Linked DNA regions of Homo sapiens: region 1 is linked to region 2. A link is a contact called in ENCODE Hi-C data. All regions are on one chromosome and are shown on one strand. Each heading gives the region's core, a stretch centred on a gene start or an enhancer-like site at or near the end of the contact. The rest is flanking DNA. Distances are from core to core; before and after follow the strand shown. Region 1 overlaps LOC124905959 (a long non-coding RNA gene). Region 2 holds the start of NEMP2 (nuclear envelope integral membrane protein 2).

Region 1 (4,621 bases), core at 1,629-4,128, 1.1 Mb before region 2:
AGATTGACTCCAAAGAAAGCCAGCAGGTCCAGACTTGGTGTGGCTGAACCCCAGGCTCATGAGCTGATATGATTAACACATTATCTTCAGACGTGAGCACCTGCAAGCAAGGGGATGGGGCCTGGCAGAGCTGCTAACAAGTCAGATTCCAAAGAACCTGACAAACTGGAAAAGCAAACACAGATGAGCATGGCCAGGTGTCCATGAATTGACCATTTAACCTCACCTGAGTTTACTTCTCTGGTGACCACACTAGCAAGAACTTTAGCCATGTAACTCACCAACCTGTGAGCGCTAATTAAAGTTTGCTAAGAGCTTTATAATCAGTCCAGACAACTGCTCTGGGAATGCAGAAGTACTCATACATACATAGTGCTGCTCTTAATCTTTTGTTGTTGTTAGGATTCTTCCTGTTTTATAATAATGCTTCAGCACATAATTGGCTGCAAAGATTCTATTTTTGTTGTGGGGTAGGAAGTCCTCATTCACAATACGCACTCTTTTCCTTCTCACAGTGGTGCAATGTAAGCACCATAATGCATGTACACAGCAGGGATGATGGATAGCACTACAACATCCATCCCCTCTCCTCAAACCTCCTCTGGACAGAGGAGTCGGGTGTGAGGTGAATAGTCAAGGGTGGGCTGGAGGTGCTGTCTCTGGGCTGTCACTGAGGTGTTCTCCATGAGCACACATTGGTTGGCATGTGACTCAAACCCAGCCTTTGATTCATAAGACATTTTAGCTCTCATTCTATGACTTGAGATGTGAGTGCTAGAACAAAACAATTGACTAGAGGTGGAAGCCAGGCATTTAACATTAGGATTCATTTACTTCATAGTCTAAAGTATATGCCCTACTATCCCCAACACCCACACAGTCCCAAACACCACATCTTTTTTCTTTTTCTTTTTTTTTTGAGATGGAATTTTGCTCTTGTTGCCCAGGCTGGAGTGCAATGGCATGATCTCGGCTCACTGCAACCTCCACCTCCTGGATTCAAACGATTCTCCTGCCTCAGCCTCCCAAGTAGCTGGTATTACAGGAATGCACCACCATGCCCAGCTAATTTTGTATTTTTAGTAGAGACGGGATTTCTCCATGTTGGTCAGGCTGGTCTTGAAATCCTGACCTCAAGTGATTCACCTGCCTCGGCCTCCCAAAGTGCTGGGATTACAGATGTGAGCCACCGCATCCAGCCAACACCCCATCATTGTTTGGCCATCAGATAATTAATTCTACAAACTAGCTGAGTAGGGGCAGGGGGCCAAGAATGCAAGGAGGCTAACTTTGACCTATTCCATTCTCAAATGTAAGCTAAGTAAACACAAAATCTTTGAATCTGGAGGAAACTTACAGGTCTATCAAGTCCAAATTTCTATACAATATGAAATCTCTTCATTACGTCACCAACATATGGTCATGTACCCTTTGTCCAAATCTCTAAAGACAGTAGGTAGATTTTTTACCCTGAACCTAATGAAACGTTTCATTTGGTGCCTCTCACTGCCAAGGCCTTCTTCCAGGCCCTGTGCTAAATTTTGTATGTATCATTTACATTTTTTTCTTTAAAAGGGCCCCCAGAGTGGGGGCCCTGTATAAGCTTCTGGCCCCACAAAACCTGAGGTAGGGACAATAATACCTTTCCAAAGAGCAATGCAAAATGCTTTCTTACATTGGAATTAAATCTGCTTCTACAAGTACACCAAAAATATCAGAAACATGTTTTCGGTGATAGAGTGATATTTCTGAGATTGAGTGTATTCATTGAGTGAGTATTTAACAGGGTTATCTGAAAGTCCTACATTTAGATTTAAAAAACAGTTGCTCTCTTTCACCCCAGTACCTTCATTCAGGCTGACCCCTCTTCCTAAAAATCTCTCATCTTTATTTTGTCTGATTATCTCCTACTTTGCTTTCAGATCTCAAATCATTAGCTCCTCAAGAATGTCTTCCCTAACTTCCCTGACTAGGACAAATCTTCCTATACCTAGTGTCATCACACTATGCTTCTTCAGGGCACATACCACATTGTAACTTTTACACATATTTGCATGCTTAGATTTCTCTCTAAATAACCCACCAAGCTGAAAGATGCATGAGGCCCATTCATTACCTCCCTTTTCTCACCTCCACAAGCCCAAACTCAGCACAGAGCCTGGCACAGAGAAGACACTCAAGACATTCACAGACTGAATCAATAATGCACAACAAGGGTTAACAGCAATTGGTAAGAAAAGGTCCTCTAGATTTAGGTTAAACATAAATTTAATAAGAACTGAAAAGTCCATGTGATAAGGAATTATATTTTAGCTCATTATGAAGTACATTTTCTGATAATTATTGCTGTCCAACAGTGAAATGGGCTACCTTAAAAGTAGAGTATGACCCTCAAAGGTACATGTTTACAACTAGGAAAGCTTACAATTGGACTAAGATCAGATAGATCATTTAAGATTTGTTTCAACTAGAAATCTTGTGGCCATTGAGATATAGCTTTTGTTAATGGCACGATGATGATCTGCATATGTGTTAATATGGTACTGTGTTTAACAAGGAAGACATTAAGTAGAACAAAACAGTTTCTGTTAGAAATTTATGTTCGGTATAGATAGGAACCAACACAGAGGAGTAACTATATGTAAGAAAATAACAGCACTGGAAGGGGGAACCCAGAAGGAATCTGCAGTCTCACTGAGTACAGAAAGATCAGAGTTCAGAGCGCTTAAGGTGTTTAGGATTTGTAACCCTGAGTACCATCAAGGAGGGAGCTTCAGGGCCTGGGAAATCTACAGAGAGGTCCCTTCAGGTATTTGACTGAGTGCTAATCTGGACAAGCATGAGAGGAAACCACCCAAGGCTGGGGAAAGAACCATGAGAATGAGTAGGCAGAAAAATGTTTGGAACTTACACAAGGCTTGGACTAGTTAATTGTCCTTTCAGCCAGAATAGAAAGACCTCTTAATGCAAAGGACATCAGGTGTTGGCAAACTACAGCTCACAGGCCACACCCAGCCCACAGACTTTTTCAACAGCTCACAAGCTAAGAATGATGTGTATATTCTTGAAGGATTGAAAAAACAAAGAAATATATGCAACAGACAGTGTGTGGCCTGCAAAGCCTAAAATATTTACTATGTGTCCACTACCAAAAAAGTTTACCAATCCTCCAAATAGTCTGTAGACAGCTATCAGTTTTATTATTATTATTATTATTATTATTTCGAGAAACAGTCTCACTCTGTCACCCAGGCTGGAGCGCAGTGTCACGATCTCAGCTCACTGAAACCTCCACCTCCTAGGTTCAAGTGATTCTCATGCCTCAGCCTCCCGAGTAGCTGGGATTACAGGCACACACCACCATATCTGGCTAATTTTTGTATTTTTGGTAGAGACAGAGTTTCACCATGTTGGCCAGGCTGGTCTCAAACTCCTGACCCCAAGTGATCTGCCCACATTGGCCTCCCAAAGTGCTGGGATTACAGGGTGAGCCACTGCACCTGGCTTGTTATCAGGTTAGTAGTAGATATAAGTTAGCCCTAAGATAAAGACTGTCCTGGACCCACCCTAACAAACTTGAGAGCAATCCTCAAGAGGATTCTACTTGTAACTTAGCTAGCAATGAAACAAAAGCCTAGTACTGTTCAATGAAATACAACAAACTCCAGTTTCCTAAAATATAAAATTCATATTGGTCATTCAATAAAAAATTGCCACACATGCAAAGAATAGGAAAATATTACCCTGTATATTAATCTATTGCTGTATAACAAACTACCCCAAGAGTTTGTGACTTCAAACAATAAACATTTCTTATTTCATGTAGTTTCTGTGAGTCAAGAATCCTGGCAGAACACAGTGGGGAATCCTTGTTTCTTCTTTAAAGTGCTTGGGGGCTAAGCTGGAAGACTTGAAGTCTGGGGGCTGGAATTATCTAAAGTCTCATTTATCTATATATTTTGCATTTAGTGCTGACTGTTGGCCACATTTTGTGAGGAAAGAGTTAGCAGAGCAGGTGTGGTCATATATTCCTTGCATGGCTCCAACAGAACCTAGAACCATGATTGATCCTTTGCCAATCACTAAGAATATGGCTCTTGGATGTCAGGGACTGATGATTTTGTTGTGTACACCTGAAGCAATGGACTGTGCTATACTAGCTTTTCAGGTTGCTTTGTATAAGTATCAAGATTAATGATGTGCACCTGGCTTCATTCTTGGAGTCCTGTATTTCAGTTGCCATAGTTGGTTGCATAGCAAGATATGCTTATGTGACCAGCATACCAAAAATTCTTTGGATCCTAGGTAGAGATATTTCACAAATGTTTCTGTAAGTTGCTGCTAGAGAGAAAGTACATCCTGTGTGGCCTCTAATGAAGAAGGACTCTGAAGCCTATACTGGTCCTCTCTGGACTCCGCCCAGTAAAAATATTTATCCTGCTATTTTCGCTGTATCCTTTGCCATAATAAACTGTAGCTGTGAATATAGCCTTCTTGTGAGTCTTGTGAATCCTGACCAACCACCAAATGTGGGTGGTCAACATACATTTATTGCCTCATTGTTTCTGTAGGTCAAGAATCTGGAGTGGCTTGGCTAGGTATTGATTCGAGGTCTCTCATT
Region 2 (4,744 bases), core at 159-2,658:
TTTCAATATAGCTTCTTTACAGATATTTACTAAGGATCTGTGATATAAATAGCACTTTAAATATTTAGTACATTGCTGCCTGCCCTTTTGTTTCTCCACCAGATATATCTGTAGAAAATACATTCATCATTCAACAACCCACCTGTTTATTTTAGCTACTTTCCATAGTGCCATCCAAAATTAAACCAAATCAAAATGAATGTGGTTAGGTACAAAAGCTGTCTTGCAAGAAGCAAGTGCACACCGCACCTGGGAATACAGGAAAGAATTGGATCAGGGCTCTGCTGTTTCTCTGAAGACAGGCTTCACTCAAGTAATGATGGTTTATTTTTAAAAACCATCCCTCTGAAGAGTCCCTTACAAGGAAATTTCTTAACTTTTTAAAAGCCATACATGGTGTACACATGGTGCCAAGTGCTTAAGGGCAGTTGGTTAAACCTTTCTTTGAGGGCAAGGAAAGCCTAGTCCATCCTACTCAGACTTTTAGGAAAAATGAGGCTTATCTATTTTTAACAGGATAATTTCTGTTACTTTGGGTTCTCTAAGATATCTCACCAAAAGACCAGAATTAGAGAAGACTGTCCTAGTTAAGTATGGAATATTGAGTCAAATTAATGGGTTCCAGGTCCTGTGGAGGGAATGTTCTTTAAAATATATGTATATCTCCTAATTATCAGTATTAAGATCATTCAGGTTATATGTTAATTTAAAAATATATCTATTACATTAAGAAACTTTTTTTTAACATAAGGTAATTTTAAGAGAACCTTGTCATGTTGGTGAAGGAACATTTTACGAGCCCCTCTGTACTCTGAAATGCCGTGTCCGAGATTAGACATACAAGTCAGTGTTACTTAAGCGGCCAAATTTCCAATTTGTTATTGCTTGTTACCAAATGAAAGTAAAAAGATAAACAGAAAGGTAAAATAAAGAAACTGGCTTTTATGTATTTTATTCACAAAAAGGGCGTTTGCCGAAGGACCTTCCCATTCACGGGCTGTCACTCACAGGTGCTCGGAGAATTCAGCCTCCAAATCCGCAGGTCACAGGTCAGCCAAGTTTTAAGAAACACTCCGGGTTAGCGACTCTTCCTCTCTGCAACTCCCACCCCTGCGCCGAGGGCAGCGGGACACGGCCGGGCGGTCCCCAGGGGAAGATGAGGCCCTGGACGCCCCGCGTGCGCTGGAGGCCCGGAGGCCAAGGCCGAGGCCGAGGCCGAGGCCGGGAGCATGCCAGCGGGGTCGCGCCACCGAAAGCTCCTCCGGCCTGGGCCCGCCGTGCCCCGAGGCCGCGGGCGGAGGCTGGAGCAACGAGCCCAACTCTCCCTCCGCCCCGGGGAGGCGGGGTCTCCGCCTTTCCCGCGTTCGGGCCTCACCGCCCCCTCCGCCTTCTCTGAGCCCCCGCGCCACTTCCGCTCCTCGCAGCGGAGCCGGTCCCCTAGGGCTCGGGTCGCACGGAGCTGACCCCTAACGAAATGGGGCCGCGCCAAGGGCGGTGGTGGCTGCTGCTCTGGCTGCCGCCCCTGGCCACACTGCCCGTGCGCGGGGAGGCGGCGGCGGCAGCGTTATCAGGTAACCCGGGACCGGCGGCGGCGGCGCGCGCGTGCGTGCTCGCTCCCCGGCTTCGCGGCTGCCCTGAGGGCGCGCTCTTTGGCCCGGGCGGCACCGCGAGGCCCACTGGGGCGGGCGCTCCCTTTTCTCGCTTTGGGGTCTCCCGGGCAGGCCCCGCCCGCCCTTCCTGTCTTACTGGGCTTCCGTAGTCTCTCGCCTGGCAGTTGGACATTTTGTAATTTTAGAATTAGAAGCAACCGCGCGATCCAGTCGCCCAATTCCCTCGTTTTACAGAAGCAACCGAAACTCAGAGAGGTTTTGATTTGCCCAGGGTCACACAGCTTGTCACTGGCACAGCTGACCCTAGTCTCCAGACTTTCAGCACACGGCCTTTTGTACAGTACATCAATGCGTGTTGAAATCCTTGTTATTTCACTATCTCGCATTCCTTTGGTCTCAAGACTAGAGAAGGTAACAGCTTCAGCTTCAGAATCGGAGCGAAAATTCTTCTGCCCCTGACTGTTGTGACCTTGAGCGAGTAAACATAACGGTCCCACGTGAGCGGCAGGTAATGAGGCCTCACAAGGTTCTTGTGGTGTTCGTGTGCACAATGCCTGGCACACAGGAAGCAAGAACTGGTAGCGGCTGCTAGCTGTAGGGGCTCGCCACGGAGTGGGCTTAAGATGCTGGCACACTGGGGAAGGATCTGGGAAGGACACCTGGGGAAGTCAGAAACCTAGAGTTCCAACTCCAGACCTGCCGCTAACTTACCATGAGCTTCACATTTCTGTTTCTTTTTTTTTTTCCCCTCATAAAATCTTTTAAAAGATTTCCTGGGTGCACTGTCTACCAACTTCCCTTCCTTGCTTTGGCTACCCTGGTTTCAAGGGAGGCTGCCAAGTGTATTCTTTTAGCTGGGCATGGCCCTCCCTCCGGTTATACCGCGGTTTTTTATCTAAGGATGAATGAGAGACTGGATGTTGATGAGGTCATTATCAGATTCTGCCACAGCTCCCAACTGAGGGAATCTTGCAGTGAGTTATATGTTGGGGAAGTGTTGGATTCCAGTTTTCATTGAAGAGAAATTTTTTGAGTGTTCAGTATGTGCTAGGCAGTGTTATAAGTGCTTTAACTGCAGTATCTATCATATTTAATACCCATAGAAGCCCTATGCGGGAAAGCACCATTTTATACCCATTTTACAGATGAGAAAACGAAGGTTTGGTAGTAAGAAATACAACAATTTTATGCTGGTGAAAAAATAAAACACAAATCTGTCTAAGCAGGAAGGTTTCTGGGCATGGCAACAGCGAGAAAATTAGAAGTAGCCTTAGACCAGCACCCAGCACCTTGGGTTCTAGACCACTCATTCCTTCAGCCACAACTTGTGGTATAACCTTGGTCCAGGCACAGAGTCTTTATGGACCGTAGTTTTCTCTTGAGTAAAATGAAGATGTTTTTACTGAAGAGTTTCCAGTATTTTCCTCACCTCAGTGAACCTGGTGTTTTTAAAGTTTTTATGTTACCGCATTTAGTATAATAGTAACAGCCTGCTTCTCTGCTTTGTTAATCAAAGACACACATAAATACTTATTGGAGCTTCTGTTCTGCCTGAGACATGCAGGATGCCCACTGACTTGATAAAACTAGTCCACAGCTAAGAAGAATGGCAACTTTTGTAGCCTTAGAGGGATGCCTGCCATTCCGGTAGGCTTTCCAATACGGACTGTGAAGCGCCCAGCATCTGGTAGTGTGCCAGTGACACTGTTGGCAGCCCTGGATTAGACTAGGCTTAAGAACCATAGCTGCTCTTTAAAAGTCTATGGTTTCTTGAGGACCCTGAGAGGAAACAGCTGGTACTTCCTTTAAGCGAGGGGCTTGGATTAGTGATACCTAAGGTGCCTTCCTGTTCTAAAATTTTGTCTTGAATAACACACACTTCAATGGAATGGAGAACATTCAGACCAACCCCAGCTTTCTGTCACTCTATTTGGAGGAAAGTCAGAGACAGTTGACACAGGAGGAGCAGGTAGTTGTCTGACTGAGAGGAGAAACTTCAAGAGTTTCCCATAATTTTCACCCAGTTAGTGAGGTCCCTAGAAACCATGTGTTGTCCTGAGATGAAGTTCAGGCCCTGTCAGTGGCTTTCCAGGCTTAAACTATAACAGTCCATTTGACACCACAGCTTTAAGATTCATCTGTGAAGATTTGAACTTGAAGTTAAAGACCTGAGTGTGCATGAGTATATACTAATTCCAGTTTCATTCTCATATTCTTGGAGAAAGAAAAAGATGAATATTCAGGTTAAAAAAAACTGAGGTTAAGAGAATAGTTACCTTTATCACTTTGGTGCCTCACGTTAACACCTTTGAAAATGTGTATTTACAAAAAACAAATAGTAAGAAAAATCCTGAGTCCATTTGACTTCTCACAAGTTAAGACTTGTTGGTTTTTTGCTTTTTGTGTTTCCTACTCTTCTCCCTCCCCTTCCTTGTCCCCAAAGAAAAACAGTTATAGGGAAAATGGGGAAATTTGTCATATAAGTTAATAAGTGTTTATATTATGATTCCATTCTAGTTTCATCTGAAGATATTTTTTTTCCCCATATGAGGGCCATGTCAGTTTTCAGGAGGAACATTGGTGAGATATTTTTGTGTTGGGAGTTAGGTTCTGCTAAGATTTGAGGTGTTTGTGCTTTTTATTTTTAGCATATTCTGTAAGTAGGTTTAAGTACTGCCTGCTCTTTTCTGATGTTTTGACTGAGGTTTTTTTTTCCGTATATATGACTCAACTCTTTAACTTAAACATATACTTACATTTAGGAAAACTAATAAATGACAAAAGTACTACAAAGGAGATAATTGAGCTTATAATTAGGTGATATGTAGCTGTCCCTTTTTTATACTAGATATGTAATTCTAAAATTAGATTAATTGAATATTCATAAATTGAGTGGTATTTAAAATGAACTAAGGAATCTATCTCATTGGTTAAGGGAACCCTGACTTTCTGAATCCTTTGGTAATGTAAATAATTAATGCCTCCTGTAACATCTTAGAAATTTGGGCACAACTATCCAGAAATATACTGTTCTCTAGAAGTCAGGTTAATTGAAAGCATCAAAGAGCCTGCTGAGGATTGCAAGAAGTTAAGGAAAATGATGCCCTTCCAGGCTTAGAAACCTGTCTTTCCAT

What was found. A loop is a pair of places that touch in the nucleus more often than their neighbours do. Pooled maps may share reads with other maps.
Region 1: a map of B cell shows a loop between it and region 2 (7-fold over the local background). The contact joins the enhancer-like site here to the promoter of NEMP2 in region 2. A Hi-C loop is called at or near these places in 2 of 168 maps with a recorded cell type or tissue (B cell and naive thymus-derived CD4-positive, alpha-beta T cell) and 3 of 50 pooled maps.

Annotation. Positions count from the first base shown.
Region 1 is chr2:191,618,633-191,623,253 of GRCh38, reverse strand. All of the region lies in intron 1 of LOC124905959 (a long non-coding RNA gene), which reads right to left. Among named protein-coding and RNA genes, the nearest start is that of NABP1, 57 kb to the left of the region's middle. Within about 2 kb of position 2,878, at least 2 of the 41 ENCODE cell types and tissues checked have a DNase peak (open chromatin) inside an H3K27ac peak, as active enhancers do.
Region 2 is chr2:190,531,386-190,536,129 of GRCh38, reverse strand. It overlaps NEMP2 (nuclear envelope integral membrane protein 2), which reads left to right and starts at 1,408. Exons shown (of 9, transcript NM_001142645.2): 1 at 1,408-1,571. The coding sequence starts at 1,475. NEMP2-DT (NEMP2 divergent transcript) reads right to left here and starts at 1,292. Exons shown (of 5, transcript NR_183903.1): 1 at 1,009-1,292. RefSeq lists a silencer at 1,095-1,744.